Regions from separate parts of the Homo sapiens genome. Here region 2 is linked to region 1. The links are chromatin contacts, found by Hi-C in ENCODE. All regions are on one chromosome and are shown on one strand. Each heading gives the region's core, a stretch centred on a gene start or an enhancer-like site at or near the end of the contact. The rest is flanking DNA. Distances are from core to core; before and after follow the strand shown. Region 1 holds the start of C7orf25 (chromosome 7 open reading frame 25). Region 2 holds the start of CCM2 (CCM2 scaffold protein).

Region 1 (4,435 bases), core at 210-2,709:
GTTTTGAAATTTGGGATATGATTTTTACTACAGAAGAACCATTTCCTGTGCTCTGCTGTCTCCTTAAAAAAAGAAATCCTCTTGTTTCATAGCTGAAATATCTTTTATTTGAAGATGCTAGTTATAGAATACTTTTTGAGACCATTTTGTTCTGTTTTCCATTTCCTTCAAATAACAAAAACGTTGGGAAATGCTGTGTTCGTGAGGCTCACACTAGGGGATGCTGAATGTTGGTATTGCCGAGCCATTTCTCTAGGGTCTTTTGTCTACTCATTTCTTCAGAGAAAAATAGGGTTATGGGGAGATAGTGGTAGGGAGCGGTAGAGGGGTGCCTGCATTATGGGAGGGGCAGAGAAGGGGGCTGCTAGCATTGCACTATTCAGTAGGAAAACATCATGGCACCTCTCATCCTTTGTTAGGCTTTGTGTCTGGAATCCCTCTGATGCCCTGTCTTTAGCATCTTAAACTAGTCTTCTGCCTGAACAATTTACTGCCCTCCCTTCTACCTTCAAGGCACCTGAAGCTTTCTGGGGTTCTGCTTTGTGAATCAGTGGCTAAATATCCCCTTCTACAAGCAGTTTGCTCAGTTCTCCTGACACCATCTGCAAAGAGGGTGCTTGGGTTCAGGTAACCTCCCTATGGCTCACTTATCTGTAAAGCATACTTAATATCTCTACCTTTTAGGTTGTTTAAAGGAGTGAACAATGTGTAAAACACTTAGAACAATGTCTGTCACGCTGTAAGGACTGAATAAGTTATTGCTCTTGTCCTCCAAAAATGTGTTGGTATAACCGGTCTGCAGTCATCTCTTCTCTTGTTCTTTTTGCCTTTGTTTGTTCCCTTTGTCATTGCTTTACTGTTATTTGGAGAAGGAGCATTGCTTTACTGTTAAGTTTGGAGAAGGAGCAGGATACACAGGATTAATTATAACTGGAAGTCCTCTTTAATATTTTAAATTAGCTTTACTTTCTTACAGCCCTAATCTTTCTGGGTGACTCTGGACACTCTACTACAGTAATATGAATATGGCAGCCCCTCGGAAGCCATGCAATCATTTCTTCTCTTCAGAAGGACAGCACACTTTCTTTGGAGGGCCCAGGACAATGCAGTGGAAAGTGCTTTGGCTTGGAGGCAGAAGTCCCAGAGGCAGTACTTCTCAGCTGTCACCTCTGACAAGCTTCTCCAGCGTTTCTTCTGTTAAAATGAGCCCCCAAAATGCCTACGACCCGGTTGCGATCGAGTGGCCGACGCCCCCAGTGGGAGTGAGGCCCAGCACGCGAGCTCGGTCCCTCTTCCTGGAGCCAGGTGGGTGCGCGCCTTCAGGCTCACCCGGCGGCGCAAGCGGGAGAAGCCAGGTGCCCTCAATAAACATGGCCGCCACGCCAGCGTCAACCCGGCTCGGGAGGCCGCGCTGCCGCTTGGGAATCGCAGGTTTGGCGTCACCCGGCCCGGAACCACGTGATGCAGGAGGTGCCCGAGGCGGCGGGGCTCGCGCGGGTGGAGCCGCCTCGGCGTTCGAGCGGGGTGGGGGCTGCCCGGTTGAGATTTCCCGGCGGGTCCCGGCCTCTGCGTGCACGCGCCTGCGTGCTCGCGCTCGCGGTTCTGGCGCTGCCGGTGAGGAGCCGGGGAGCGAGGCGGGGAGGCTGGGAGCGGGGCGCCTCTTCTGAGGCCAGAGGGGGCTGGGCAGGGCCGGCCCGGCGGGAAGGGGGTCGGCCGCGCGCTATCAGCGCCTGGTCCCTGAGCCGCGGCGCTGGCGGTGGGGGCTTTTCGGCCCCGGCCCCTCCTGGCAGGGCCCGGCTGTGCAGGTGGCCGGGCAGGGCCGAGGGCCCCGCAGCCCACCGAGAAGGCCCCGCCGGCCTCTGGCCCGCCCACCCGGCGACCTGCGCTGGGGCCGCTTGCACGGCCGCCGCGGGTTGCAGCCTTGGAGTTTAGTTTCATCTTCGGATTTTCCTTCAGAGTCGGAGTGGGAGTGGGACGCAAGTTGGTGGTCTTCTTCGGTCTTTTAAAATAGTCTGGGTTGACGTCAAATGCAGAAATGAGGCAGTGTTGATTTTTTTTGGCGTAAGTACCCCAAGCCTCGGGGGAAATCATGAGGCAGCCGGTTGAAGGAGACCAACTCGGGAAGGAGGAAAAGGTTAGGGAGGCTGAAGTGCTCAGTTTAGGACAGACACTTGCTTTGGACAGTTTGCTAACTAGCCAGTCTGTGTGTATTTTTGTTTTCGGCATTTTTGTCGCCTTTATTAAAATTTCTCAGCAGTTAAACAGGCCGCTGATAGACATAAGGGAATTATTTATATAGCAGATTGCCCAACTCTTGCATTGTATCCTAACCTAGGACCATGCTGTGTCCCCATGGCTTTCAAGCTGAAGAAATGAAGGTCTAAAGTGTGTCAGACGTACCTAAAGAAGAGTTCAAAAGTGTAGCTGCCATCCTTTCCTTAGCTATCAGAGGAAGCAGTCACTCCAGAATGAGACATACACAAGCCCGGGTTCATAGACTCACCCTCCATAAGCTGTGTTGCTAGATTGAAGTTTTTAATCACCAGTGAAGAATTGATTGTCATAATTTTAGGAGACTACTGAAGTTTGCCTTGTTTCTTTCCCTAGGAAAGGAATAATGCTGACAGCATGTCTGCACATTCCATGCTCTGTGAACGAATCGCCATAGCCAAGGAACTGATCAAGAGAGCAGAATCACTTTCTAGATCAAGAAAAGGTGGCATAGAAGGTGGTGCAAAGCTGTGCAGCAAATTGAAGGCAGAATTAAAATTCTTGCAGAAAGTAGAAGCTGGGAAAGTAGCTATTAAAGAGTCTCATTTACAGAGCACTAACCTAACACACCTGAGAGCCATTGTGGAATCAGCAGAAAACCTGGAAGAAGTTGTTAGTGTTCTTCATGTCTTTGGTTATACAGATACCTTAGGAGAAAAGCAAACCCTTGTGGTAGATGTAGTTGCAAATGGTGGTCATACTTGGGTGAAAGCCATTGGCCGGAAGGCTGAAGCTCTTCATAACATCTGGCTGGGCAGGGGCCAATATGGTGACAAAAGCATCATTGAGCAGGCTGAAGACTTCCTCCAGGCCAGTCACCAGCAGCCAGTGCAGTATAGCAACCCTCACATCATCTTTGCATTTTACAACAGTGTCTCCAGCCCCATGGCAGAGAAGCTGAAAGAAATGGGCATATCTGTGAGAGGAGACATAGTAGCAGTCAACGCTCTGTTAGATCACCCTGAAGAGCTTCAACCAAGTGAGAGTGAATCAGATGATGAGGGCCCTGAACTTTTGCAGGTGACCAGAGTTGACCGAGAAAATATACTAGCAAGTGTTGCGTTTCCAACAGAAATTAAGGTCGATGTGTGCAAAAGAGTAAATCTGGACATTACTACTTTAATCACATATGTATCTGCCCTCAGCTATGGAGGCTGCCACTTTATTTTCAAAGAGAAAGTGCTCACAGAACAAGCAGAGCAAGAGAGGAAAGAGCAGGTTCTACCTCAGCTGGAGGCCTTTATGAAGGACAAGGAGTTGTTTGCTTGTGAATCTGCTGTCAAGGACTTTCAGTCTATTTTAGATACCTTAGGAGGACCTGGGGAGAGAGAGAGGGCCACTGTGTTAATTAAGCGAATTAATGTGGTACCAGACCAGCCTTCTGAGCGTGCCTTGAGACTAGTGGCCAGTTCAAAAATTAATAGCCGCTCATTAACAATTTTTGGGACGGGAGACACCCTAAAAGCCATCACAATGACTGCTAATAGTGGTTTTGTCAGAGCTGCAAACAACCAGGGTGTTAAATTTAGTGTGTTTATCCATCAGCCCAGAGCACTTACTGAGAGTAAAGAGGCTCTAGCCACCCCCTTACCAAAAGACTACACAACTGACAGTGAACACTAAAGATACCCTTTAAATATTTTTGTGGAAGTAAGTTATTTATACCAAAGGCTGGGTCTTCCCATCTAAACTGGTGGGAAAAAAGGTCTATAGTAAAAGTAAAACTGAGAACTCTTAAACCAGTAGAGTTTCTTTGTCTCTCATCTAAAGTATATAACCTCCCAAAGTAGAAAAAGCACAAGAGAGAAGCTTATCTATCAAACTGTCTGCATTAGTGCAATTAAGAACCGAAATACGTCTATATAAAGCTTTCAGCTGTATTGTAATACTTTGATTCGATAGGGCTACAACTCCCCTACTGCTAACCACATTTCATGGAATATGGCTACATTGCATCTTGCATTAAATATCTGGAGAAAATTCAAGCCTGTTTTTCATTGTATTGCTTTATATGGTTTAGGCTGGGAGGTAGTCGTTGGTAATCAATTTTAGATTCTAAGGTTAACCATTAATGAAAAACTTATTTGCTGTATGTCAGGTGCAGTCTGATAGGTGTTTTTACAAAAAGTACATAATACAGAAGAAATGAGAAAGTGAATTATGG
Region 2 (4,058 bases), core at 520-3,019, 2.1 Mb before region 1:
GACAAGTGGCAGAATACAGAAAAAACACAAAACCCCTGGCTTAAGCAACTACATAACAACTGATTATCTCCTCTAGTGAGAAAATGAAATTAATAATTAACCTGTTTATGCCTAAATTTTTTCATTACCCAACTGGAAAATTCTTGATAATTTTACTGTTTTTTCACTTGTACCCCAAAAACAGTCTTACTGCTTCTCTCTCTCTCTCCCTATTTGCTGGGTGTTTCATGTTTCTACCAAAGCTGATAGACAGCTCTAGAAAAAAAAATCACTCAATTCCATCCTTGCCTATCACACACAGGTAGATGGGCCAGGTACTCCTGTAAGCGGTGCACAATGAGGTCATCAGTCCTTAGCGCGCTCTTGGATCCCGGCATTCCACAGAGCACATGGCTCACTTTCCGCAAAGCTCAGCATCATCCACACTCGGGCCTGATGGTCCCTACTAAGCAGCCACCGGGTTAGCACCTCTCCTTTCCAGCTAACTCCTTTTACACTGCTTGGCTCCTCCCTCTTCTGTGCGCAGCACGCATCTCTAATCTAACACCTGCAGGCTGAATCACTATCTTGAGCTATTTTCCAGACTTAAAACATCTTTGTAGATAACCGCAAATTATACTGCACCTAAATTAGACATGCATGGTGCTAACATGAAACAATGAGTTGAGAAAGTAGAGAACCAGCACCACAGGACTCCCTGAAGGCCACCTGGCTACATTCTATTTCAAACAGGACTTTTAAATGGGGCACTCTGTCAAACAAGGTGGTGAGTAGCTGTCAATTAAAGGACACTTCCCTGCAGAGTTCAGGGTAGTAAAATCATAGTTAGGAATTATCGAGGTCTGCTTTAAACTTGTGGATAAAAGTGCGCACACACACATCAAAAAGAAAATGATAGCCAAGACGTGAAGATTATAAAGCATTTATTTGAAAAAGATACATTTTATTAAAATCCATTTTCCACTTTAATGGTAGTTCAATCCACATCGTTTTTCCAGTCTTAAAATGTTTCTTTATCGACTACTATAACCCTTTACTGTAATTAAAGCCACATTTTGTAAAACTACATAAACTGGGGTTTGACTATGAACTATGTCCTAAATCCCACTGCCAAATGTAGCTAGCGTCACTAAAATCAATCAATGGTTTTAGGTCTGAGTGATAGTGGACGAGTGAGCTGGCCATAAGGTGAAGGCCACCCTTGCTTTTACTGGATATCCAAAAACGAAGTCCAGTGAGCAGCAAACGTCTCCACGTTAACCACACAGCCCACTAGCTCCAGTTCCAGCCCTGGACAGCTTTCTGGCCCCTCGCCGGGCCCACTTCCTCTGCAGCCCCAGGTCCCGACGCGCAGGGAAGGCCGTCTGGGGCCGAGGTCGGGGCGAGCCGCTGCCCGGGCCAGAGGAAAGGCGCGGCGCTTCCTGCCCGCCCGGCCGCGAAAGCCCACCTGACCATTGTCCGGGGTCTCGCCCTGCCCCGCCCCGCCCCGCCAGCTGGCCCACTGCCCCCCCCCCCGGGCCCCAAGGAACACCCGCCCACCCCACCCTGGCCCCTCAACCCAGCCGCCCGCCGACCACAGCAGTAGGACGCCCCCGCGCACGCTCACCTTCTTGCCCTTCTTGCCCTCCTCTTCCATATCGCCGCGTGCGGCTCCCGCGGCCCGCCCGGCCCGCCCCGGGAGCCCCGCCGCCAGCAGCCGCTACATGCTCGACCCGGGCCCGCCGCCCCCGCGCTCCCGGCGCCGCCCGCCAGCCGGGCCCGAAGTCTCCGCCCCGGCCGCGCCCCACACCCGCACTTCCGGGCCCGAGCCCCCTCCGCCCCGCCCAGGCCCCACCTTCCCCAGCGCAGGCCCCGCCCACGGTTGTCGCTCATCCTCACTTTCAGGCCCAAGGGAATCCGACCCGCAGCGATCAGACCCCGCCCCTTCAGGGAGAACACGGCCCGTTGGCCCCGCTCACGGCGAGAGCACCGCCCACAGGCTGAAGATCCTGCCCCTTCAGGACGGCCGAGAACGCGCCTGCCTTGCACCACCCCCACCCCGCCCCGCGTCCTTCAGGAGAGCCGGAAACGCTCCTACCCCTACTTCGCTTCTGCACGGCCGCGAGAACGCACCTGTCCAGCCCCCTGTTCGCTCCGCCCACTCAGCGCGCGCGGGAGCGCGCGCGGGAGCAGCTCCAACTTTTTCAATTTGCCGCCATCTTTACGGCGGCCGACTTCCCAGCCTGCCTCGCGTCCAGGGAGGCGGAGCTCAGGTCTCTGAAAAGGGGACGGGGGGCGGGGGACGGGGGACGGGGGCCGGCGGGAGGGGACGCGGCCGGCAGATGGCGAAGGAGGGGCGCGAGGAGGCGGCCACTGTTGAGGGGCGGGGCGTCCCGCCGAGAGTCTGGGTGCGGTGCGGTTTTCTTTTTTCTTGTGTCCCACTTTATTCCCTGAGCCACAGGGAATCCGTTTTCTAGTACTTCTCTGTTATAAAGTCTGCCTGCCTTAGACAAACACATTTGGAAAATAGAAGTGCAACCACAAGGATGTGCAGACCCTATCAGAATAAAATCGTAGAACCTTACCAGTCATCCGGTATAATTTCCACATTTTCCAGATGAGGTCCGGGGAATGAGGTGATTCGCCCAAAAGCACACTACAAATTGGAGTCACCAGCAGGTCTGCTATTTTGCCACTAAACCAATCTGCCGGTAAGAACTTTGTAGCACAGCTAGAATGTAAACTGTGTTTTTTTGGTGGTTTTTTTTTTTTTTTGAGACGGAGCCTTGCTCTGTCGCCCAGGCTGGAGTGCCAGTGGCGTGGATCTCGGCTCACTGCAAGCTCTGCCTCGCGGGTTCACGCCGTTCTCCTGCCTCAGCCTCCCGAGTAGCTGGGACTACAGGCGCCAGCCACCACACCTGGCTAATTTTTGTATTTTTAGTAGAGACGGGGTTTCACCATGGTCTGGATCTCCTGACCTGGTGATCCGCCCACCTCGGCCTCCCAAAGTGCTGGGATTACAGGCGTGAGCCACCGCGCCCGGCCTAATAATTCTTTATATTAAACTTTTCTTTACTGTGTTTCTGTCTCCTGACTGGGCCTATGTTATACTGATATTCAAAAGAAATACTTGGTCTCTAGACCTCTCCAAAGGCATAAGTATTCCATTCTCTGCAAGATAAAGCAGAGATAGTGGAAACACCCTTTCAATCTGCCTTCTGCAATAATCCAGCTTGCCACATTTACACACGCAAATGATGTAGCGCATCTGGTTGTCATTATTTTCCCACCATTCACAGAACAAAGGCCTGATATTTAAAGTCTTCCACCGTCTTCCACAAATGCATATTTATCACTCCATAATACAGTAAACAACACTACTAAAACTTCTCTTAGCCTAACTCTGGATGTGCTGACTTCCTCAGGCTGTTCTTATCCATCAGAATACCTTTGCCCTGTCTTTGCATACACAGGTTCATGCTTCAAGCAAAAGTCCACTGGCTAATGATCAGATGGTGATAACTGGGAATAAAGACAATAAAATGAGAAAAGCAAAAAGGCTGTTAGCTTGCTATAACAAGGGAGTCAGCCACCATCATTTGTATTTGGATGAGACTCAATGTCAGGCAGAGGAGTGGGTAAGCTTTATAGTGAAAAAAGGGAAGCCTCCAGGGATGTCCTCATTTGAGGCTGTTGGCCTGGGGAAGCAAGGGGCAGGGCATCCCAAGTGATTGGTTAGGGGCACATATTTGTCTTTCTCTGGTTGCTCCTAAGCTGGAAGCAGGACCGAAAACTAGGAAAGCTGCCAGTTTTTTTTTAATTGACAAATAATTTTTTGTTTCTTTTGTATTTTTAGAGATAAAGTCTCACTCTGTCCTTCAGGTTAGAGTGCAGTGATGCAGTCATGGCTCACTGAAGCTTCAACCTCCTGGGCTCAAGCAATCCTCCCATCTCAGCCTCCCAAGTAGCTGGGACTACAAGGACGCATCACCAAGCCTGGCTAATTTTAGTATATTTTTGTTGAGACAAGGTCACACTATGTTGCCCAGGCTGGTCTCAAACTCCTAGGCTCAAGCAAT

Evidence for each region. A loop is a pair of places that touch in the nucleus more often than their neighbours do. Pooled maps may share reads with other maps.
Region 2: a pooled map shows a loop between it and region 1 (7-fold over the local background). The contact joins the promoter of CCM2 here to the promoter of C7orf25 in region 1. A Hi-C loop is called at or near these places in 7 of 50 pooled maps.

The regions. Positions count from the first base shown.
Region 1 is chr7:42,909,094-42,913,528 of GRCh38, reverse strand. It overlaps C7orf25 (chromosome 7 open reading frame 25), which reads left to right and starts at 1,459. Exons shown (of 2, transcript NM_001099858.2): 1 at 1,459-1,614; 2 at 2,608-4,256. The coding sequence starts at 2,629. The coding sequence ends at 3,894. RefSeq lists a silencer at 1,628-1,887 and enhancers at 1,236-1,932, 1,933-2,630.
Region 2 is chr7:44,997,912-45,001,969 of GRCh38, reverse strand. CCM2 (CCM2 scaffold protein) reads right to left here and starts at 1,769. Exons shown (of 10, transcript NM_031443.4): 1 at 1,607-1,769. The coding sequence starts at 1,636. LOC102723334 (a long non-coding RNA gene) reads left to right here and starts at 1,962. Exons shown (of 4, transcript XR_428139.4): 1 at 1,962-2,252; 2 at 2,597-2,690. RefSeq lists silencers at 1,293-1,822, 2,453-2,502.